Regions from separate parts of the Homo sapiens genome. Here region 2 is linked to region 1. A link is a loop called in an ENCODE intact Hi-C map of the cell type or tissue named here. Cell type or tissue: mammary epithelial cell. All regions are shown on one strand. Each heading gives the region's core, and the rest is flanking DNA. Links, peaks and the distances in the headings are about the cores only.

Evidence for each region. Hi-C counts contacts between places; a loop is a spot of excess contacts. Peaks named below come from ENCODE experiments on the same cell type or tissue, not always from the same donor. Only the 100,000 strongest peaks of a DNase experiment are listed, where the experiment ranks them.
Region 2: it touches region 1 in a loop (2.5-fold over the local background); 2 of 110 quality-filtered maps call a loop at or near these places.

What each region holds. Positions count from the first base shown.
Region 1 is chr3:42,187,954-42,195,953 of GRCh38, reverse strand. It overlaps TRAK1 (trafficking kinesin protein 1), which reads right to left. Exons shown (of 16, transcript NM_001042646.3): 5 at 7,809-7,909; 6 at 6,830-6,938; 7 at 4,318-4,396; 8 at 2,749-2,879; 9 at 2,056-2,130; 10 at 1,013-1,150. Among named protein-coding and RNA genes, the nearest start is that of CCK, 74 kb to the left of the region's middle. RefSeq lists enhancers at 1-6, 932-1,091, 4,831-5,331 and a silencer at 5,843-6,137. In mammary epithelial cell, for the core only: a CTCF peak has its summit at 4,621 (motif pointing right); no DNase peak of the experiment used is centred there.
Region 2 is chr3:41,990,254-42,006,023 of GRCh38, reverse strand. No RefSeq gene overlaps it. Among named protein-coding and RNA genes, the nearest start is that of ULK4, 36 kb to the right of the region's middle. RefSeq lists a silencer at 6,534-6,745. In mammary epithelial cell, for the core only: a CTCF peak has its summit at 7,897; no DNase peak of the experiment used is centred there.

The sequences.
Region 1 (8,000 bases), core at 1-8,000:
CACCAAGATGACAAGCCAGGAAGGAGGGAACCCAGGTAAGGAGCCTGCAAAGCTACACAGGCCAGCGTGTGAGCCAAGTGTGGTTAGCGCTAGATCAGGGAACTTGGGGGACTGAATATTCTTTGCTGCTTTTACTGAGATTCCTGGAATCACTGGATCACCCATCTGTGCCCTAGAAAGCTGACTATGTTATATGTCTTTCTTTTTGTTTCCCTCAGATTTCAGTGAAGCTTCTTGAGGCGGAGAGGGGGTGGTGGCTATTCTAGCCTGACTTCCTGACTTTGATGCATGGGAGCAAAGAAGAAAAGAAATCACGATTTAGGGAAGGTGGGCCAGACAACAAGGAGTGGGGGATGGGGATAGTATCTGCTGGGGGTCAGCAATGGGGGCTGAAGGGAAAGAGCTCCAAGGAAAAGGCCAATTTCAGAAGGGACAGAATCTCACGAGCATTTACGCAGCCATCCGCTCCTATCTCACTTGGGGGAGTTTCTCTCAAAAGCTCTTCTCTCCTCAGAGAGCATTTAGCATTTCATCAAACCATGGAAATAGAGCTGGAATACACAGGAGTTCTTGAGTTTGCTCTTTAGGCCATCTGTCTATCTGTCCAACTATCCGTCTAAACGTAATGTCTATTAAATGTCTACAATGCATCATGTCAGTGCTCAGGAAGTTTTGGATTGTGAAGCATTCTGGATTAGAGATGCTCAACCTGTATGAGTCAGATCTTCCAAATACCTCAGGTTCCCACTAAAGCAAGTTCCTACTAAATTTATCTTTTAATGGCAGGAGTAGAAAAGACCACAGATTTAGAGGAACAGAAAATAACCAATTTGTCTTATGTAGTTAAGAAACCACCAGTCAGATTCAAGTGTCCTTGATTCAGACTCAGATCTGAACTGTACAACGAGAAGCGAACTGTGAACACCCAACTCCAGTGGCCAGAATGTCAGACACTGTGCTCCTGTCACCAGAACCCCTCCTGTCCTCTGGCTGGGAAGAAAGCACAGCTCACCATGGGAAACAGGCCCAGTGAGTGGTAGCGCCGAGACGTGGTATTGGGCATGGTTTTGTTCCGGAGGTTCTTCAGCTCCTCCTGCGCCTCATGCAGCATCTCCATGCACTCTGCGTACTTGTCCTCCAGCTCACGCAGCTGCAGGCAGGAAAGACACAGAGGGTCAGGATCTCCTGAGCACCCAGGTGTACACACATCTGCCCATCCGAAGGCCAGAAAGACACAGCAATCTAAGAGTCCCCAGCACGTGTGGAACCAGCTGCCCTGTGCGCCTGTGGCCAAATAACAGAATTTTCAAAGGCTTGCTTTTTCTTTGACTTGAGGCAAGCTTACAGACTCAGAAATCTTCTAAAATACCAACAATGGGCAAATGAAACAAAACCAACTTCATGCAAAAGAAAAATCAGGCTAGGAATGATGGCTTACAGCTGTAATCTCAGCACTTTGGGAGGGCAAGGCAGGCAGTTTGCTTGGGCACAGAAGCTGAGACCAGCCTGGGCGACATGGGAAAACCTCATCTTTCAAAAAAAAAAAAGCAAAAATTAGGTGGGTGTGGTAGCCCACACCTGTAGTCCCAGATACTCAGGAGGATCACCTGAGCCTGGAGAGGTCGAGGCTGCGGTGAGCCATGCTCATGCCACTGTACTCCAGCCTGGGTGACAGAATGAGACCCCATCTCAAAAAGAGAAAAAGAGAGAAAGAAAAAGAAAATCGTCACACCCATGTTTCAAGCCACACCTGTGAGATTCCTCTCCCAGAGTGCTCTGTGTTGTATTGTTTCATTTCTTTGAACATTTTTTGGACACCTGCACGTGCCAGGCTCAGCTGGTGTAGAGCCCTGCCACACAGGTGCCCATAACCAGTAACAGTGTCAGTGGGCACAGAACCAAGGTGCAACTGGGTTTACTCTCCCACGAATAAAAATGAAATGAAATTCAAAATAAAAACAGTAGTTGCGATGGACGTGACTAAAGCTGTCCGGGAAGGCTAATCCACCTTGGCTGCAATCAGAGGCACTGAAGGAATGAGGGAGAGGTGCTCACCTCGGCTGTGAGCTGCCGCTGGGCATCCTTAGCAGCCCCCAGATGCTGGACAAGTTCTTCATTTTCCACTGCGCACTAAAGCATGGCAAAGATAGATCACTTCCTAAGATACTTGGTAAAAGTCCAACTTTTTCCCTCTTATTAACCTAATCTGTAATGAACTCATCACTTTCTACAAGGACATGCTCATCTTATACTCAAATTCTGCTTTTTATATTATTTTGAAGGTAAAGTCTTTCCTATATCCACATTCATTCTCTATAGCCCACCGCCCCACCCCCATCTTCCAAAGCTCTCTGGAAGCATTTTACCCCACACTAATAGCAAAGTCCATTTTGCTGCCTCTTCTTAAATCTGAAGAGGATACTGCTCTACTGCAGCACATATCTAGTGCACTGTGTAAAAACAAATACTAGACTAGATGATCCATAAGTTAAACTGCAAAAGTCCATATTTACAACATCTTTTTAATGAATTCAATATAATTTTAGGAGATAAGAGGTCACAAATAAGACTCGTCACCAATTCAGGTAATCAGTTTTATACTACTGAGTCCACTAAGCTTTTTCTGCAAAGCGGCAACACGAACTGCTAAGATATGAAACTAAAGAGCACTGTCTTCTGGAGTAAATGTCCCTTCCCCGTCTCAGCATGGCCATTGTTGTATCAGCCAGATAAACAGAGAAGCCTTACAGCTTTTGCCTTTTTCTGCAAATCAACTATTTGCGATAGCAGGTGTGTGATCTCCTCTTGCTGGCGGGCAGCATCTTCCGTCTTCTTGGCCAGTTCCTCTGAGATACTAGCAATCTGGACATTGGCATCCCCTTTGACAAAGAAGCAACAATCAGGAGAGGAAGTCAGAAAACCACACATGCAGACCCAGAGAGAATGGTTTCTTTGTGGTTTGCACAAGAAAAACCATCCTTACTAAAAGACAGGGTAGAGTGGGGAGGGTGCAGGAAGGAACTCATAATGACCATTTTCCCACATGGAGAAGCAAAGCAGCTTCTTCAGGGCTCAATCAGTTATGAAAAAGAATCTCACCCCATTAGATAGCACTCCTGAGCTCAGTGTAGGGTCCCAAGCCCACCAACCAAGGCTGTCTCCCCAGAACAAATCAGGAAGGCTCCAGTGGTCAGATAGAAAGTGACAAACAAAACATGAGTGCATCTAGCCACATCCTCACATTCCACACAAGAGAACCCATGTGACTAAACAGGAATCCCCTGCTGCACCCAGTTCTAAAAAGGAACTACTGACTGCACAGTGCAATTTCCTTGGAGTTTTCAACCCATATTCAGAGTCATAACTCACTTGACTAGATTTGAACATGAGGTGTGTTTCATCATTATTTTGCTGAAATGCAAAATACTTAGTACTTTGACGAAATGCAAAATAGTACTTTGACGAAATGCAAAATACTTAGTACTTTGACGAAATGCAAAATACTTAGTACTTTGACGAAATGCAAAATACTTAGTACTTTGACGAAATGCAATATACTTAGTATTTTGACCTTTGGTCTTAACTTGTAAACTTAAAATGAAGAGGAGGAGAGAAATATTTATTTGCAAAGGTGAGAACCCTGGCTTCAGCTTCCACAAATCAAATTACTGGTAGTAAGCTGTTCTGCCACATTTTCAACACAGTTTTCTGTAGCTGGGCCTAACTTAGGCATTAAAAAATTCCAATATTCTGGCCAGGGGTGGTGGCTCACGCCTGTAATCCCAGCACTTTGGGAGGCCAAGGCAGGTGGATCACCTGAGGTCAGGAGTTCAAGACCAGCCTGGCCAACATGGTGAAACCTTGCCTCTACAAAAATACAAAAAAATAGCCAGGCATGATGGTGGGTGCCTGTAATCCTAGCTACTTGAGAGGCTAAGCTGGCAGAATCACTTGAACCCGGGAGGCAGAGGTTGCAGTGAGCCGAGATCGCAACTACTGTACTCTAGCCTGGGTGACAGAGTGAGACTCTGTCTCAAAAAAAAAAAAAAAAAAAAAAATTCCAATATTCCAGTATAAAGCCAAAATTAAATTTAAATATCCACCTCAGTGATAAACTGAGATAATACATAGCTGGCAACTTAGCACTAAATAATAGAGAGGGGGTGCCACACAAGGTTGGGGAGGCCTCTAGTTTTAAGAAAAATGCTGCTGAGCCGTAGGCTGGCAGGAGACTGCACTTTAGCAAGGCTGACGCAAATCTGTCTAATCATGACAGCAGATGCAAGGAAGTAAGAAGACAGCAGTGCGGGGACATACTCAGCTCCTTCACGCAGTCATTGACCAGCTGCTGCTCCTTCTCCTCATAGGTGATGGTCTCTGTCTTCAGCTGGCTGGCCTGTAGACAAGACCCAGGTCAGAGGCCCCACATTCTCACCTGGCCTGGTGGTGCAGGCAAGGGCTGAGGCATAAAGCAAAGGCTAACTGGGGTCTGGGAAGCTGCCCTTAGCATTCCCCCACCTGTCACCCATCGTACCCTCAAATACAGAAAGTCCATCTGAATTCCCAGCTTAATAATGGATGTGCACTCAAAGCTGAAAACCTGAAAAACGCATACCACTAGAGGGCGCCACACACAGCTACGGGCACAGGTGCTCTACAGCTTGCTCTGTTAAAAACACCACGAACACCACCATCCTATCATTGTATCTGTTATTTGTGGCTGTCCTGGCTCATAAATATGGATGCTCTGTGACCCGCACAGTGCCTAGGACACTACCCACAGCAGGCATCCTAAGGATAACCACACAGGAATGGCTAACACTTACTATGTGCCAGGCACTGAACATATGAGGTCCCAAGTTGGAGTTAAACCTGCTGTGTTCAAGCTTAGTAAGAACAAGGTCCAACACAAAAGCATTAAAATGCAGAGGCACAAGAGCCACCCCAGGACTCTGGACAACTTGCCCTGGCTGAAAAGGGTGGGATGATAGAGATCTGAAGGCCCAAAGAAGAAGCCCCGAGACCAGGCGCAGTGGCTCACACCTATAATCCCAGCACTTTGGGAGGCCGAGATGGGAGGGCTGCTTGAGCCAAGATCACGCCACTGTACTCCAGCGTGGGTGACAGAGCAAGACTCCCATGGAGGGAGGGAGGGAGGAAGGGAGAGAGGGAGGGAGGGAGGAGAGAAAGAGGGAGAGAAAGAGGCAAAGCAAGCAAGCAAGCAAGAGCCCCAGTTAGACAGAAGTGTCTCTGAGCCCTCAGTCCTGGCCCCAGAAAATCATTACACTTCAGAAAATGGATGTGGGGTAGCAGGAATCTGTAGCTGGGATCAGATTCCCTCAGCTAGCTTTGGGTGAGTTGCTGGGCGCCCGGGGCTGGAGCATTTACCTGGGGCAGGTGCTGGAAGAGGTAGCACTGAACTCAGAATAGGGAGCACAGGGCTGTTGCCTTGCCCAGCAACTGGCTGGCAGAGGAAACCTAGGCAGACTTCTTGGTCAATCTGGGTTTACATGACCCATCAGTGAACAAGGTGCTGGAAGAGGTGAGGTCTAACAGAACAAGATGTGCAGAAGAGCATCTTGTTCAGACGGGACATGAAGATCTTACCAAGGTGTGGGCAAGTTCAAGTTGACAGATGGTCTGCACTATTAAGGGGCTCTCAAGAACCCAGGGCCAGCCTAGGTGGGCACACAGCTCCAACCTGACACACAGGGGCCTGATAAACAGGGCCGTACTGTACCACACCATACCTCGGCTAGAGAACAGAAACTCACCACTAATTAAGACAAACAGTACTAAATTTGCACCTATCGGTGTTTCTAGAGAGGGGCAGTGGGTGAAGGTGAAAAACAAGGGGCTTAGAGTCACAGACTTGCAAATCCTAGCTTTGTCATTTACTCACTCAAATGACCTCGGGTTATCAAAACACCTAGCAGCCTGGGGCCCACCGTTCCAATGAGAATCAAAGTAACGAGCTTTCAGCCCTGCTGTGAACTCTAAAAAAAAAATGTGGGCAAAATGCCTGGCACACTGCCTTGCCAATAAAACAAACTCAAAAGCATGAGTCCCCAAGTTGCCTCAGCTCAACCTTTTTGAGTTAATTGTTTAAGAAATATATGACTCTGCCAGGCACGGTGGCTCACGCCTGTAACCCCAGCACTTTGGGAGGCCGAGGCAGGTGGATCACCTGAGGTCAGGAGTTCAAGACCAGCCTGACCAGTATGGTGAAACCTCGTCTCTACTAAAAATACAAAAATTAGCTGGGCATGGTGGCATGCGTCTGTAGTCCCAGCTACTCAGGAGGCTAAGACAGGAGAATAGCTTGAACCTGGGAGGCGAAGGTTGCAGAGCCAAGATCGCACCACTGCACTCCAGCCTGGGTGACATAGCGAGACTCCATCTCAAAAAAAAAGAAAAAAAGAAAAAGAAATATGGCTCTCTCTGAGCACCCATGGACTACTTCCTTGAGCATCTGATCTGTGGCAGCATGAAAACAAGGCTGGGTTTCTCCACAGGTGCTGTGGTCAGAGCTGGAGAACACCATGGGAGACCTCACTGCAGGAGTGACTGTGAAGGAGGGGCCCTCCAACTCTTCCCAGTCCACACACCATGTCATTCACCAGGTTTGCCTGCCCCAGCCAGGGAGGCATGTGTTGGGCTGGAAGGCAGTGCCCAGAGCATAGAGGAGGCACATCTGCCGAGCGCCTGGTACAGCTCTTCACAGACTGCCAGCTTTGAGGAGGGCACTTAACCATGGTTGTCCTTGCCAGATAAGGCGAATGGGGCCACCACCCTTCTAGCAGGGGCAAGAGAAGGGAGGGCACATCACCTCGGATCGAAGTACAACATTCTCCTCTTCAAGGTCTTTCAGCTTCTTTTGAAGAGAATCCAAATGAAAGTAATTCTGGACTGAGGAGGACGACTCATTCCTCTTCAACCTGGGGGAGAAAGTACGCTCACAACCTAGGGAGACGCATTTCCTCCCACCACCTGGCAAACCATGTGGAGACACAAAGAAGGGCTTGCAGGAAGGACAATGACCCACCAGACGGCTCTCCCAACCCCAGGAAGACAGCGCCCCCAGTGCACAGGCTCACCACCAATTCTGAACCCACATCTCAACCCTTTATCCACAACTTGCCACATCACCTTAGAATTCAGGGGACCAACTCTGTTTAAAGCCTACACAATTCCAGGATGTCTGGGAGTTTATTTAATACTCACAATGCATTTGTAAGTACTCTGTATGTTTTAACTCAATTAATGCTTATAACTCTGTGACCTAAGTTCTACTGTTATCTCCATTTTACAAATGACAAAACAAGTACAGAGGTTAAGTAACCTAGCCAACAGCATGCAGCTAGTAAGTCCCAGAGCCAAGATCTGCAACCAGCCCACTGGGCTCTGGAGTTCATGCTCCCAACATGAGGATCTGCTGACTCTCAGAGAAGACACCACGCCTTCTGTCCCAAGGACCTGCCACAGCACCTCTGGCTCCAGAACCCTGAATACTCTCCAACAGCAGAGCCTAACCCATTATCCATTAATGTGCCAGGGCAAATCAATCTAAATTGACAAATAAGCAATAAGACCCAGGAAAAGGAAAACTAAAAACCTGTCCATCCATATCCCGCTAAAATAGTAAAATCAATCTGTTTGAGGCACTTGGAGGTGTTTGGTCCAGAGAAGGCTGAGAGCAGCTGACCTCCATTGCTGCTGAAGGTGACCCTGTCTAGGTGACTCCAAGGACATCAACAGCGGCCAGCCTGTGCTCTGGCCTCCAGAAATACAGCCCTCTGGTGACTTACGGGGTTGAGCAAACGGACTCGGGCTCACTCTCCTCCGCAGCGCTGGTGTAGAACTGAAGCAGCTCATCCTTCATGGACAGCTCATGCCGGAGCTGAGACACCTGCACAAGCAGAGCAGGCCCATCATTTGCTTCCCAAAAGGTGATACTGTCCCCCCCGACTCACATTCCAACACTTAACACTTAGGGACAA
Region 2 (15,770 bases), core at 2,938-10,937, 190 kb after region 1:
AGTAGCACTGCACTAAGTGCTTTATTTTTTTAATTTTTATTTTATTTATTTATTTATTTTTGAGACAGAGTCTTATTCTATCACCCAGGCCAGAGTGCAGTGGCAAGATCTCAGCTTACTGCAACCTCGGCCTCCAGGGTTCAAGCAATCCTCTTGCCTCAGCCTCCTGAGTAGCTGGGACTACAGGCGTGTGTGCGCCACCATGCCCAGCTAATTTTTGTATTTTTAGTAGAAATGGAGTTTTGCCATGTTTGCCAGGCTGGTCTCGAGCTCTTGACCTCAGGTGATACTCTTGCCTTGGCCTCCAAAGTGCTAGGATTACAGGTGTGAGCCACTGCACCCAGCCATGTGCTAAGTGCTTTAGTAACATCAGTTCCTTCATTCTGACAGCAACTCTATGAGACAGCTATTATCTGCAGTTTATAGATAAGGAAACTGACCCTTGGATAAGTGAATTAACGTATACAGTCATAAACTATTGAAAAAGTCAGGCTGCTAGCCCCATATGACTGATTAAACACTTTGCTTTTGTCTCTGCGAAGTAAAAGAGAGTCAACCTCAGTCTTGGGTAATGGGAAGAATGAAGAGGAGAGGAATGGCACGGGAAAAGAATTCTAGGATTAAGACATGAGGGGCTGGGCATGGTGGCTCAAGCCTGTAATCCCACCACTTTGGGAGGCTGTGGCAGGTGGATTGCTTGAGCTCAGGAGTTCGAGACCAGCCTGGGCAACATGGAAAAACCCCGTCTCTACTAAAAAATACAAAAAAATTAGTTGGGCATGGTGACATGCACCTTTAGTCCCAGCTACTCAGGAAGCTGAGGTGGAAAGACAGCTTGAGCCTGGGAGGCAGAGGTTGCAGTGAGCCGAGATTGCGCCACTACACTCCAGGCTGGGTGACAGCGCCAGACCCTGTCTCAAAAAAAAAAAAAAAAAAGACATGAAGACTTGTGTTTATAAACCAGACTTATTGTGCATGGATTTTTTAGACATAAGAAAAACCATGAATTAATAACAATAACTTCTTTACAGCATCTGGTCTTTTGCCTTGAATCCATCTACTTTCCTCAGACAAACCAGATGCTATCATTCTTGTGCTGTAAACTCTTCAACAACGCCCTAGTGACCTAGGGGTATAGCCCAAACTTTCACTCAGGGAACAGTATTCTTCACTGGCCCCCATCCATCTCTTTAGCCATCTGCTCCACCACACTTTTTTTTTTTTTTTTTTTGAGACAGAGTCTTGCTCTGTCGCCCAAGCTGGAGTGCAGTGGCGCGATCTTGGCAAACTGCAAGCTCCACCTCCCAGGTTCACGCCATTCTCCTGCCTCAGCCTCCCTAGTAGCTGGGACTACAGGCTAATTTTTTGTATTTTTAGTGTAGATGGGGTTTCACCGTGTTAGCCAGGATGGTCTTGATCTCCTGACCTTGTGATCCACCCATCTCGGCCTCCCAAAGTGCTGGGATTACAGGCATGAGCCACCACACCTGGCTTTCTCTGTCTTTATTGGGTAGCCACCTCTGAGCTCTAACAATTGTTCCGATGTCTAAATGCAAACCCAATGTTGTCTTATCTCCTAGATTTTCAAAAGAAGTCAGAAATCTGGATTGCAAATAAAATCTACCTGTTTTAGGCCAGGTGCAGTGGCTCACACCTGTAATCCCAGCACTTTGGGAGGCCGAGGCAGGTGGATCACTTTAGGTCAGGAGTTCAAAACCAGCCTCATCAACATGGTGAAACCCCCTCTCTACTAAAAATACAAAAATTAGCTGGGTGTGGTGGCACATGCCTGTAGTCCCAGCTACTCGGGAGGCTGAGGCAGGAGAATCACTTGAACCCAGGAGATGGAGGTTGCAGTGAGCTGAGATTGCACCACTGCACTCCAGCCTGGGCAACAGAGTGAGACTCTGTCTCAGAAAAAAAAAAAAAAATTATGACCATGAATCTCAGGTGAGCTTTACTGCTGCTGAACAATTAATAACTCTCTAATCCAGTCATTCTCCCACTCTTCATGAAAACTACAACACATTTTTTCTTTTCATATCCAAGTTCTAGCAACTCCCTCCCCATCTTCACTGTCAGATGGTGACTTTGTTTCTTATCTCACTGAGGAAATGGAAGGAATCAAACGAACTTGTTTTTTGTTTGTTTGTTTGACGGAGTTTTGCTCTTGTTGCCCAGGCTGGAGTGCAATGGCGCGATCTCGGCTCACCGCAATCTCCACCTCCCAGGTTCAAGCGATTTTCCTGCCTCAGCCTCCCGAGTAGCTGGGATTACAAGCATGTGCCACCACGCCTGGATAATTTTTTTTGTATTTTTAGTAGAGACAAGGTTTCTCCATGTTAGTCACACTGGTCTCGAACTCCCGACCTCAGGTGATCCACCCTGCTTGGACTCCCAAAGTGCTGGGATTACAGGCGTGAGCCACCATGCCCAGCCCAAAAAAACTTCTACAAGCTCCCACCACTATGTCTACCCACCTAGTTGTGACTGGGACCAAATCATCTATTCACCCTACTGAAATTAGTGATGAATTATCCCTGCTCCCATCAAAAGCCGACTCCTCCCGTGTGAAGTAGACCCCATTCCTTCTCACCTACTGCATTAGGGTGAATGGTGGTCCCCCAAAATGTATTTCAGGTCCTAATATCCAGAACCTATGAATGTGACCTTATTTGGGAAAAGGGGATTTGCAGATGTCATTAAATTTTTTTTTTTGCGGGGGGAATGAAGTCTCACTCTGTCACCCAGGCTGGAATACAGTGGCACGATCTCGGCCCACTGCAACCTCTGCCTCCCAGGTTCAAGCGATTCTCCTGCCTCAGTCTCCAGAGTAGCTGGAATTACAGGCGCCTGCCACCAACATCTGGCTAATTTTTGTATTTTTAGTAGTAGAGATGGGGTTTCACCATGTTGGCCAGGCTGGTCTCAAACTGCTGACCTCAGGTGACCCGCCCACCTTAGCTTCCCAAAGTTCTGAGATTACGGGTGTGAGCCACCACACCTGTCATTAAGTTAATGATCTTGAGATGAGATCATCCTAGGTTACCTGGGGAGGCCCTAAATCCAATGACAGTGTCCTAGTAAGAGAAAAGCAGAAGGAGATTTAAAACAGACAGAAGAGTAGAACGCACACAGAGGAGAAGCCAATGTGAAGGCAGAAAAGAGAGAGATGCATCCACAAGCCAAGGAATGCCAGCAGCTGCCAGAAGCCAGAAGAGGCAAGGAAAAAATTTTCCCCTAGAGCCTACAGAGGGAGTACATCTCTGCTAACATCTTGAGTTCAGATTTCTGGCTTCTAGAATTCTGAGAGAGTAAGTTTTTGTTGTTTTAAGCCACCAAATTTGTGGCAATCTGTTATGGTGGCCCTAGAAAACTAATATACCTGCTTGGGTATATCATTACAATTTTCTCCCCTCCTTCCTCCATCATCAGTTTTTTTCCTCTCTACTGGGGCATTCTCACCAGCATACAAACATAGTTATTTCTTCTGTCTTTTTTTTTTTTTTTTTTTGAGACAGACTCTTACTCTGTCACGCAGGCTGGAATGTAGCGGCATGACACTGCAACCTCCGCCTCCTGGGTTCAAGTGATTCTCCTGCCTCAGCCTCCCAAGTAGTTGGTGCCTGCCACCACACCAGGCAAATTTTTGTATTTTTTGGTAGGGATGGGGTTTCACTGTGTTGGCCAGGCTGGTCTCGAACTTCTGGCCACAAGTGATCCACCAGCCTCAGCCTCCCAAAGTGCTGGGATTACAGACTTGAGCCACCATGCCTGCCCTATATTTCTTCCATCTTGAATAGAAGAAAAAAACTCTCTTGACTTTACTTCCACCTCTAGATGCCACCCTGTTTTTTGTCATCCTTCATAACAAAGCTATTTGAAAGAATTGCTTATCGTCACTGTCTCAATTCTGTCCATTTTTTCCTGAAACCCATTCCACTGAGACTACTCCACCCAGTCAAGGTCACCATTGACCTCCACATTGCTACATTTAGGGTCCATTATCAGTTCTCCTTTTACTTGACCTCTCAGCCACATTTGACACAACTTTTGTCATCTTTCTTCTTGGAACACTTTCTTTACTTGGATTCTAGGAAACTGCACTCTACACTCACTCCTTAGTGATCTCATCTAATCTCAAGGCTTTAAACACCATCTACACATAGATAACTCCAAGTTTATACTTCCAGTCCAGACTTTCCCTCTGAACTCCAGACTCATGTAAACAAACTTCCTACTTGACACTGGCATTTGGATGTCTAATAGGCATCTCTACCTTATTATGCCCAAAACTGAGCTGCTGGACTTCTAAAAATTCTACTATTCCACAGTTTCCTAGATTTCAATTGTCCAGGCAGAAACCTTATATTTATCTCTGACTTCTCCCTTTTTTTTCACCCCACATCCAATTTATCAGGAAAACCTGTTGGTTCTACCTTCAAAATATAATCCAGAACCTACTTCTTACTGCCTTCACTGCCTCCATCCTAGTCCAAACCACCATCATTTCTCCTGCATTCCTGCAAGAACCTCCTAAATTCTTACTTGTTCACCTGCCCTCTGCCCCTGCCCTACCTCAGTCCATTTTTCAATGCAGTAGCCAATGATCTTGTAAAATGTGAGTCACATCGTGGCTCTCCTCCGTTCAAAACCCTCCAATTGTTCCCCATTCCTCCCAGAATGTAAGCAAAAGTTTTTACAGGGCCAGGAGTGGTGGTGCACACCTGTAGTCCCAGCTACTTGGGAGGCTGAGATGGGAAAACTGCTTGAGCTCAGGAGGTTGAGGCTGCACTGAACCGTGTTTGTTACACTGCACTCCAGCCTGGGTGACAGAGTGAAACCCTGTCTCAAGAAAAAAAAGTCTCTACCATGGCCCACAAGACCTACACCGTCTACTCCCCTCATCCCACTGACTTCATTTTCCTCTTCTCTCCAACTCACTAACTTCACAGGAAAAATAGTCTCCTTGCTGTTCCTTGAACATGCCAGAGACACTGTCACCTCAGAACTTTTGCACTGGCCATTTCCTTTGCCTGGATTGTTCTTCCTCTACTTATCCTTATGGCTCTTCTCCTCATCTCAATAAGACTTATTTTTTTTTTTTTTAAGACAGGGGTCTTGTTCTGTCACCCAGGCTGGAATGCAGTGGGATGATCATAGCTGTCTGCAACCTCGAACTCCTGGGCTCAAACAATTCTCCTGCCCCAGCCTCCTGAGTAGCTGGGACTATAGATGCACATCATCGTTCTGGCTAATTTTTTATTTTCATTTTTGTAGAGACAAGGTCTCGCTATATTGCCTAGGATGGTCTCAAACTCCTGGCCTCAAGTCATCCTCCCTCCTGGTCCCCCAAAGTGCTGGGATGATAGGCATGAGCCACATGGCTCACCAATGAGGCCTCCTTGAACCATCTCATTAATACTGCCACTTATTTTCCCCCGGCACTCTCAATGCCCCTTACCCTGCTCTGTCTTTTTTAAAATTTAGCACATTTTAATATATTATATTATTTATTTTCTTAAACCCTCTTAATTCACAAGGTAGTCTTATTCTCAGATGTATTCTCAGCACAACGTCTAGAACATAGTAGTTGCTCAATAAATATTTGTTGATTGGATCAAACCTTCAGGATCTAACCAAAGATCCATATGACTTGGAATACCTTCATTGATTAACATTTTACTGTTTTGTTGGATGTGGAGAGTGTAGTAATTCTCATTTCTCATATCAAAGTTAAAAGATCTTGAGAATATTTCCTGAACCTCCTTAACTTCCCTTTCACAACCCATTATAAAGTGACCACCTATCAAAACCTTGCTAGATCCTATTTGTATTCAAGTTATACAATAATATTCTTGGGGTAATGGGTGTCCCATACTACTTTCCGTTTATGGTATGTTGACACCAGCTAAATCTCAGCTTTTATGGACTTTGAGCTCATCTAATCCTCTTCCTAAGCTACTAAAGAGTATTTTTTTTTCTTTTTTCTTTTTTTTTTTGTTTGAGACTGGGTCTTGCCCTGTCACCCAAGTTGGTGTGCAGAAGAAGCACAATTGTAGTCTACTGTAACCTAGAACACCTGGACTCAAGCAATCCTCCCACTTCAGCCTCCTGAGTAGCTGGGACTACAGGCGTGTGCCACCACATCTGGCTAATTAAAAGAAATTTTTGTAGAGACGGGGGTCTCACTGTGTTGTCCAAGCTGCTCTTGAACTCTAGAACCCAAGGGATCCTCCCACCTTGGCCTCCCAAAGTGTTGGGATTACAGGCATGAGCCACCATGCTCAGCCCCAAGCTAAAGAGAATTAGTCACAGTTTATCCTCATGGAAAAATACCTCTGCTATTTTAATTCTTTAGTTGCTCTTATTTAAATCTTTCCAAATTTGTATGCCTTTCTGAGTTTCTGGTAACTGATATTTTAAGTGTAGCAACATGCTTCTAGCTCTCTCTTTCTATGTTTTGTTTTGTTTTCCCCTGAGCAATCTTGACCCAAGCCCAGAGTCCATGGAAGTTCAAGGGTGGGCATCAGGGAGTATATTTGTTAGGGTGGACAAAACTGAAATAAAAAATAAGTAAACCTGCTGGCGCGGTGGCTCATGCCTATAATCCCAGCTGTTTGGGAGGCCAAGGTGGGTGGATCACTTGAGGCCAGGAGTTCAAGACCAGCCTGGGCAACATGGTGAAACCCCGTCTCTACTAAAAATACAAAAATTAGCCAGGTGCAGCGGTGAGCCCCTGTAATCCCAGTTATTCAAGAGACTGAAGCATAAGATTTGCTTGAACCTGGGAGGCAGAGGTTGCAGTGAGCCAAAATGTGACACTGCACTCCAGCTTGGGTGACAGAGAAAGACTCTGTCTTAAAAAAATAAATAAAACCTAAAATGTCATGCCACAACACAGCAGTTTGTTTGTTTTTTGAGACAGAGTATTTTTTTATATTTTATATATTTTATATATATATATATATATATATATATATATATATATATATATATATATATATATATTTTGAGATGGAGTTTCACTCTGTCGCCCAGGCTGGAGTGCAGTGGTGCAATTTCGGCTCACTGCAACTTCTGCCTCTGGGTTCAAGCAATTCTCGTGCCTCAGCTTCCTGAGTAGCTGGGATTACAGGCACCTGCCACCACACCCAGCTAATTTTTTGTATTTTTAGTAGAGATGGGGTTTCACCCTGTTGGTTAGTCTGGCTCGAACTCCTGACCTCAGGTGATCCACCTGCCTCGGCCTCCCAAAGTGCTGGGATTACAGGTGTGAGCCACCACGCCTGGCCAAAATATCTACTTTTATTCAATTTATTTTATGTTATTCTGAAAATGTTTTGTAAAGAAAAAGCTTTATCAGTTCAAATTACAAGATTATGGTTTTAGCTCACTTTATGTTTCACTTGGAAGCATGAGATTTTATGATTGGCCCAGCTGGGTCATGGCTGTTGGGACTAAAGTTTAGGGCCTGTTACCAAAAGAAGATGCCACTACATATGGTCAGGCAAGGTACAAGAATTATCACACCATGTTATGACATCTGAAAGAATTATTTGATAAGAACTGGGAAAAACCTATTGTAGGGGACAGTGCTGGGGCTCTGCCCATATCCCCCACAGCCTTACAGCTGTAGTGGAGCCAGCACCAGCTGCCAGCATGCTGTCCTAATCCTCTGGCTACTGAAGCCTGCTCTGCTCGATGCAGTGGGTTGGAAGTTATGGGGAATTGAAGATCTTCCAGAAGTCCCTGTTCCTTTGTCTCTTCGGGCAGTGTACGTTCTCTGCTGGCTTCCAGACTTCCTTCAAGTGATTGGGCTCCAGTTATTTTTGCTTGATAAAGCACCCTTCATCAGCAGCTACCTTCCTTTCCTGTCTCAATTCTCTGTCCCCCTGCCGGTGTTTCCTGGGATCACTTCCAGATAAATTGCATATCTCAGGGGCTACTTTAGGGGGAACCCAAACTAAGACACTTCTCTTACTGTTACTGTTTTGCATTTGGTCAGAGTTTAGCACAAGGCCTATGTGTTGGCAACTGTTAAAGTAAGCACAGATCCTCCAAGGAAACTTCTTAGACACTGTGATGATGCCACATTGGGCGATGAGGTGAGGAGTGGCAGGGTCAGCTGTTTCTGTGCTGCAAGTACTGTGAGAAGAAAACAAAAGTAACAACCATGCACTGCTCAGCACTAGCTAGTAGAATGTTTTCCTCCTGGTGTTACTAAATTTAACACATTTAACAAAATCATGCAGTCGACCCATATGAATAGATTCCTGTTGCTCTGACTGGGCCTTAGATATAAATAAGCCCCAAAGAAATGACCTCCAAGTAGATTGTAAGAACTTGGCAAAGATGAAGCTAACTTAGCTAAGGGCAAGTATCAGGGAGAATATATTTATTCTTCCAAAACTCATGCCACATAGACCAATTAAATTGAGGACTCAGCAGCAGCAGGCTCTTAAAGGAAGGTACCAGGCTTGTCACTTTAATCGACCAAGAAGGACTTTCAGGAATAGAAATGAGGAGTGTTTATGCCTTTCATTTTATTTGAATCACTGAATGTAACAGGACACAAAAACTACCCCAACCCATGTGGGATGGTTTTTGCAACAGAAGCACAAAACCAAGACCAAAATGCAGGAACATCTATGGCTGATCATCTTGGACATTGCTGCAGAGAGGGTGGGTATTTCTTTTGACAAGAACTCAAATTTGTGTTTGCTTCCATTTAGAAGCCTTGTCCAAAGCATCCTTCAAGGTTGCCCATCCCAGGGGCACGCAGAAGAAATAACACACAATTTGAAGAAACTTGAAGTCATTGTTTCCTTTACCACCCTCCTCCCATTTCAAAACTCTGTTGGATAGAGCACATTTTATTGGTTCTTTTTCTGCCCATCTCAACTGTTTTGAAAGTTTTACAGCGTGTTTCTATTTCTTTAATATATTTATTTTTAAATGTTTAACAATTTTATATTTATCAAAATATGACATTAATTTTTTTCTTGCATCAGCCTACATCATGCTTTGAGACATTAATCTTACTTAAGAATACACAGTAGGAGCCAGGTGCGGTGGCTCACACCTGTAATCCCAACACTCTAGGAGGCCAAAGGGGAAGGATCACTTGAGTCCAGGAGTTCAAGACCAGCCTCTGCAACATAGGGAGACCCCCTGTCTCTACAAATAATAATAAAAAAATTAGCTGGGCATGGTGGTGCGTGCCTGTGGTCCCAGCTACTTAGGAGGATTAGGCAGGTGGGAGGTCAGGGCTGCAGTGAGTAGTGATCATGGCACTGCACTCCGGCCTGGGTGACAGAGTGAGACCCTGTCTCAAAAACAAACAAAAGGCCAGGGCGCGGTGGCTCATGCCTGTAATCCCAGCACTTTGGGAGGCCAAGGTGGGCGGATCACCTGAGATCGGGAGTTTGAGACTAGCCTGACCAACATGGAGAAAACCCATCTCTACTAAAACAGCAACAACAACAAAATACAAAATTAGCTGGATGTGGTGGCACATGCCTGTAATCCCAGCTACTCAGGAGGCTGAGGTGGGAGAATCGCTTGAACCCAGAAGGCTGAGGTTGCAATAAGCCGAGATCGCACCACTGCACTCCAGCCTGGGCAACAAGAGCAAAACTCTGTCTCAAAAAAAAAAAAAAAAAAAATGCTGGCACGGTGGCTCATGCCTGTAATCCCAGCACTTTGGGAAGCCAAGGTGGGCAAATCGCGAGGTCAGGAGTTTGAGACCAGCCTGACCAACATGGTGAAACCCTGTCTCTACTAAAAATACAAAAAAATTAGCTGGGCGTGGAGGCAGGCGCCTGCAATCCCAGCTACTTGGGAGGCTGAGGCAGGAGAATCGCTTGCACCCGGGAGGCAGAGGTTGCAGTGAGCCGAGATAGCACCACTGCACTCCAGCCCAGGTGACAGTGCGAGACCCTGTCTCAAAATAATAATAATAATAGGGCTGGGTGTGGTGGCTCACACCTGTAATCCCAGCACTTTGGGAGGCCAAGGTGGGCAGATCACGAGGTCAAGAGGTAGAGACCATCCTGGCTAACATGGTGAAACCCCGTCTTTACTAAAAATACGAAAATTAGCCAGGCATGGTGGCATGCGCCTATAGTCCCAGCTACTCAGGAGGCTGAGACAGGAGAATCACTTGAACTCAGGAGGCAGAGGTTGCAGTGAGCTGAGATCGTGTCACTGCACTCCAGCCTGGGTGACCAAGTGAGACTCCGACTCAAAAAAAAATGAATAAAAATTAATAATAATAATAATCCGAATAAAAAGGCTAAAAGACCACATGCAAAACACAGTGATGCAAGATGAACCTGGAGTATCTTGTAATGCCAGGAAGTAAAGACATACTAAAACAAAAACTAAACCCACAATCATGGGGTTTATGTCAAAGGGGCATGGGAGTCAACTGAAAAAGTTTCCAGTGGCCAAAGCTGGAAGAATTTGAGCAACAAAATAAATAAAGTAGTATTGGATTATAACTCAAAGTACAAAATAAATATCCATGAATCCATGTTGACATAAATACATAAATGAATAAATACATGGGGAAGAAGAAAAAAAATCTCCCATACAGAAGAATTCCAAATAAAGTATGTAGAACTCCACTTCTAACAGATGGAGCATAACTCCCACTCTGTCTGTGTGGGCTGTGCTTAGTGACTTCCTTCAAAAGAGTACAGTATGGCTTGGGCATCGTGGCTCATGCCTGTAATCCCAGCACTTTGGGAGGCCAAGGTGGGCAGATCACCTGAGGTCAGGCGTTCGAGACCAGCCTGGCCAACATGGCAAAACCCTGTCTCTGCTAAAAATACAAAAATTAGCCGGGTATGGTGGTGCACACCTGTAGTCCCAGCTACTCGGGAGGCTGAGGCAGAAGACAGGAGAATCACTTGATCCCGGGAGATGAAGGTTGCAGTGAGCTGGGATTGCGCCACTGCACTCCAGAGTGAGACTCTGTTTCAAAAACAAACAAACAAAAAAAGAGTACCTTCACAGTGGAGACAGTTGACAAACACTTCCTCAGGCAGTGAGGTGATCAAGATTGACTCAACAGTAATAAGTCATGCCAATAGTATGTTCCCTTAGTAGTATGTGATGGGAATGGCACTTTATCTCCTTTATCTCCATGCTCCTCCTCCCCAAAACCAATAGCCCCAGTCTGGTTATGAGAAAAAGATCAGACAAATACCAATTAAGTGACAGTCTAAAAATACCTGATCAGCAATTCTCAAAATTGAAAGGTCATCAGAAACTAGGAAAGTATGAAAGACTGTCAGAGGCAGAACCCAAAGAGACAAGATGATTAAATGTAATGGGGTATCCTGGATGGGATCCTGGAACAGAAAAAGGACATTCAGTAACAACTAAGTAAATATGAACAAAATGAGGACTATCATTAATAACAAGCATCAGTATATGTTCATTAATTATGACAAATGTACCATACTAATGTAAGAGGTTAATAGTAGGGGAAACTGGGCGTGGGGCATATGGAGACAATTTGTATTATCTTTTTAATTTTTCTGTGAATCTAAAATTATTCTAATATAAAAGGTTTATTTTAAAAATAGTGATAAACATTGAAACCAGTATGATTTAAAGTTTAAATAATTTGGCCAGGCATGGTGGCTCACACCTGTAATCCCAGCACTTTGGGAGGTCAAGGCTGATGGATCACTTGAGGTCAGGGGTTTGAGACCAGCCTGACCAACATGGTGAAACTCTGTCTCTACTAAAAATGTAAAAATTAGCTGGGCGTGGTGGCACATGCCTGTAGTACCAGCTACTCCAGAGGCAGAGGTGAGAGAATCACTTGAACCCGGGAGGCAGAGGCTGCAGTGAGCCAAGATCATGCCATTGCACTCCAGCCTGGGCAACAGAAGGAGACTCCATCTCAAAAAATAAAATAAAATAAAATAAAATAAAGTTTAAATAATTTGTTCCTCATAGTATAGTGGTTAAATATTTTTAAAAGAAAAAGTTTAAATAATTTGTAATATGATGAAGATAGTTAATGAATTGGTTACTAAAGAAATGTTTAAGTATAAAAAGTAAATATAATTTCAAGTTAAAATATGCTATTTCTACAAAATCTGGGAAGTCATAGGAGAAGGAAGAGGATGGAGAAACGAGGTAAATTGAGAGGTTTCACCCGGGCGTGGAGGCTCATGCTTGCAATCCCAGCACTTTGGGAGGCCAAGGCGGACAGATCACTTGAGGCCAGGAGTTCGAGACCGGCCTGGGCAACATGGCAAAACCCTGTCTCTACCAAAAATACAAAAATTAGCCAGGTGTGGTGGTGCGTACCTATAGTCCCAGCTACTCGGGAGGCCGAGATGGGAGGATCGATTGAGGCCTGGAGGTCGAGGCTACAGTGAGCTATGATTGTGCCACTGAACTCCAGCCTGGGTAACAGAGCAAGAACCTCTATAACTAACTAACTAACTAACTAACTAACTAACTAAATAAATAAATAAATAAATAAATAAATGTAGGTTTCATCCTGTGCTGTGTATAGTTTTTATGGAGAAATATAATTTTTTTAGATATTAGGTGTTAACTGAAATTGTTATAGGACACCTAAATCAATAGAGGAGAAACTGATAAAGCATAATATAGTCAAAACATGAAATATGACAAGAATAAGGCCAATGAGTTATCAATGGTTATAGTAAATATTAAAAGGTTAAATTCTCCTTTAGAAAGAGAAGGCTTGAGACCGGGAGTGGTGGATCACACCTGTAATCCCAGCATTTTGGGAGGCCGAGGCAGGTGGATCACAAGGTCAGGAGATCAAGACCATCCTGGCTATCACACTGAAACCCCATCTCTACTAAAAATACAAAACAATTAGCCGGGCATGGTGGCGGGTGCATGTAGTCCCAGCCACTTGGGAGGCTGAGGCAGGAGAATGGTGTGAACCCGGGAGATGGAGCTTGCAGTGAGCCGAGATCACGCCACTGCATTCCAGCCTGGGCGATAGAGCGAAACTCCGTCTCAAAAAAAAAAAAAATTAAATTAAATTTAAAAAAAAAGAAAGAGAAGGCCTCGCTGGGCACTGTGGCACATGCCTGTAATCCCAGCAGTCTGGCAGGCTGAGGCGGGTGGATCAGTTGAGCTCAGGAGCTTGAGACCGGCCTGAACAACATGGAGAGACCCCCCATCTCCACAAAAAATACAAAAACTAGCCAGGCGTGGTGACAATTGCCTGTAGTCCCGGCCACTCAGGAGCCTGAGGTGGAAGAATTGCTTGAGCCCAGGCGTTAGAGGCTGCAGGTGAGCCGTGATCGTGCCACTCCACTCCAGCCTGGGTGACAGAGTGAGACCCTGGTCAAAATAGAGAGAGGGAGAAGGCTCTCAGAGTGTGGGGGTGGGGGTAGGGGAAGAAAGAAAATGTAGCTCCATAGAATTTTTTTTTATTTTTTATTTATTTTTATTTTTATTTTTTATTTATTTATTTTTGAGACGGAGTCTCGCTCGTCGCCCAGGCCGGAGTGCAGTGGCGCACTGCAAGCTCCGCCTCCCGGGTTCACGCCATTCTCCTGCCTCAGCCTCCCGAGTAGCTGAGACTATAGGCGCCCGCCACCACGCCCGGCTAATTTTTTGTATTTTTAGTAGAGACGGGGTTTCACTGTGTTAGCCAGGATGGTCTCGGTCTCCTGACCTTGTGATCCGCCCGCTTCGGCCTCCCAAAGTGCTGGGATTACAGGCGTGAGCCACCGCGCCCGGCTATTTTTTATTTTTTTGAAATGGAGTCTTGCTCTGTCGCCCTGGCTGGAGAGCCGTGGCGCGATCTCGGCTCAGTGCAGCCTCAGCCTCCGCGTCCCAGGCTTAAGCAATTCTCTGCCTCAGCCTCCCAAGTAGCTGGGATTACAGGCGACCGCCGCCACGCCCGGCTAATTTTTTTGTATTTTTAGTAGAGACGGGGGTTTCACCATCTTGTCCAGGCTGATCTTGAGCTCCTGACCCCAGGTGATCCATCCACCTTGGCCCCCCAAAGTGCCGGGATTACAGGCATGAGCCACGGCGTGCCCGGCCACTCCACAGAATTAATTTACAAAAACACATCAGAAAGAACGTGATTTTTTGAAATTTGAAAATTGTGGGAAGGGCAAAAATATAACAAAAGAATGCACAGTAAATAAAGGCAAAAAAGAAAAAGAAAGCATAGGTGACTCTATTACTAAAGCATGTTATCCTTAACATCTCTATTCTTGTGTTTCTCAGTCAGCTCACACACAACCTGGGTCCTTATCAGGCCTGATTGCAGTTCATTCCACCCTTTGCCCCAGTAAATCTGAGGATTTTGAAAAATGTTTACGTTTTCCAAAAATCCATTCCCTTATTCTTGTCACCTCTTGCCTCGGGCCACTAAATGACTCATTGCAGGTTTCTTGCCTCTGCACATCTTTTCAATCTATGCCACTTCAAGGCCCCACAACTGTCTACCCAAGCACAGCTAATATCAGGCTGTCATGTTTAATTAGAATTGACTAAGACCTGAGGATAGTAATTACAAGTTCACCAGATAGAAAGACTCGATGTTGTGATATGTCATTTACCCCCAAATTAATCAGTGAATTTTATGTAATTCCAACCAAATGAAAAAGAAATTTTATTTTAAGGAAATGACAATGTATTCTAAAATTGCTGTGGAAGAATTCATACATACGAATATCTAAGACTATTTTTAAAAATCAACTGGTACCACTCCTGACCAGAAAGCAAAATGTAACATAAAGTCACAGTAATTAAAGGATTATTTCTGTCATAGGAATAGACAACTACAACAACTGCACAGAACTGAGAGTTGAAAACAGAATAATATATCTGTGAGAATTTAGTTTTATATCTAGCAGGGCACTATTTTCTCTACTTCTTAGTAGTCCAGATTCTTTGGGTTCCTAAATAATTCAAATAGAAACTGTTTTACTGGAAGAAAACCTTAAGAAGTTGTATTAATCATATGGTGTCTACCGTAACATGGGTTCTCGGGAAAATCCTGGGAAGTATGTAGTCCACAGAAAAGATTCTCTAAGTGTTCCTTTTTTTTATTTTTATTTTTTGGTTAGGGGGTGTGGGGACAGAGTCTTGCTCTGTCTCCCAGGCTGGAGTGCAATGGCAAGATCTCTGCTCACTGCAGCCACGCCTCCTGGGTTCAAGCGATTCTTGTGCTTCAGCCATCCGAATAGCCAGGACTAAAGATGAGCACCACCACACCCAGCTAATTTTTGTATTTTTAGTAGAGATGGAGTTTCATCAGGTTGGCTGGGCTGGTCTTGAAATCCTGGCCCTAAGTGATCCGCCTGCCTTGGCTTCCCAAAGTGCGTGAGCGACTGTGCCTGACCTTCTTCCTTTTTTTTTTGGCAGAGTCTCGCTCTGTTGCTCAGGCTAAAGTGCAGTGGCCCAATCTCGGCTCTTTCCAACTTCTGCCTCCTGGGCTCAAAGGATCTTCCCACCTCAGCCTCTAAATAGCTGGGACTACAGGTGTGCACCACCATGCCTGGCTAATTTTTGTATTTTTAGTAGAGATGGGGTTTCCCCATGTTGCCTAGGCTGCTCTCGAACTGGTGAACTCAAGGGATCCGCCTGCCTCAACCTCCCAAAGTACTAGGATAACAGGCATGAGCCACCGTGCCCAGCCTTCTACCTCTTTTTAAAGAGATGATCCTGATATTGTATCTCTAGGGTCCTTATCTCATCCTTTGATTTTCCAAGATTAACAACCTCACCAATACATTCAG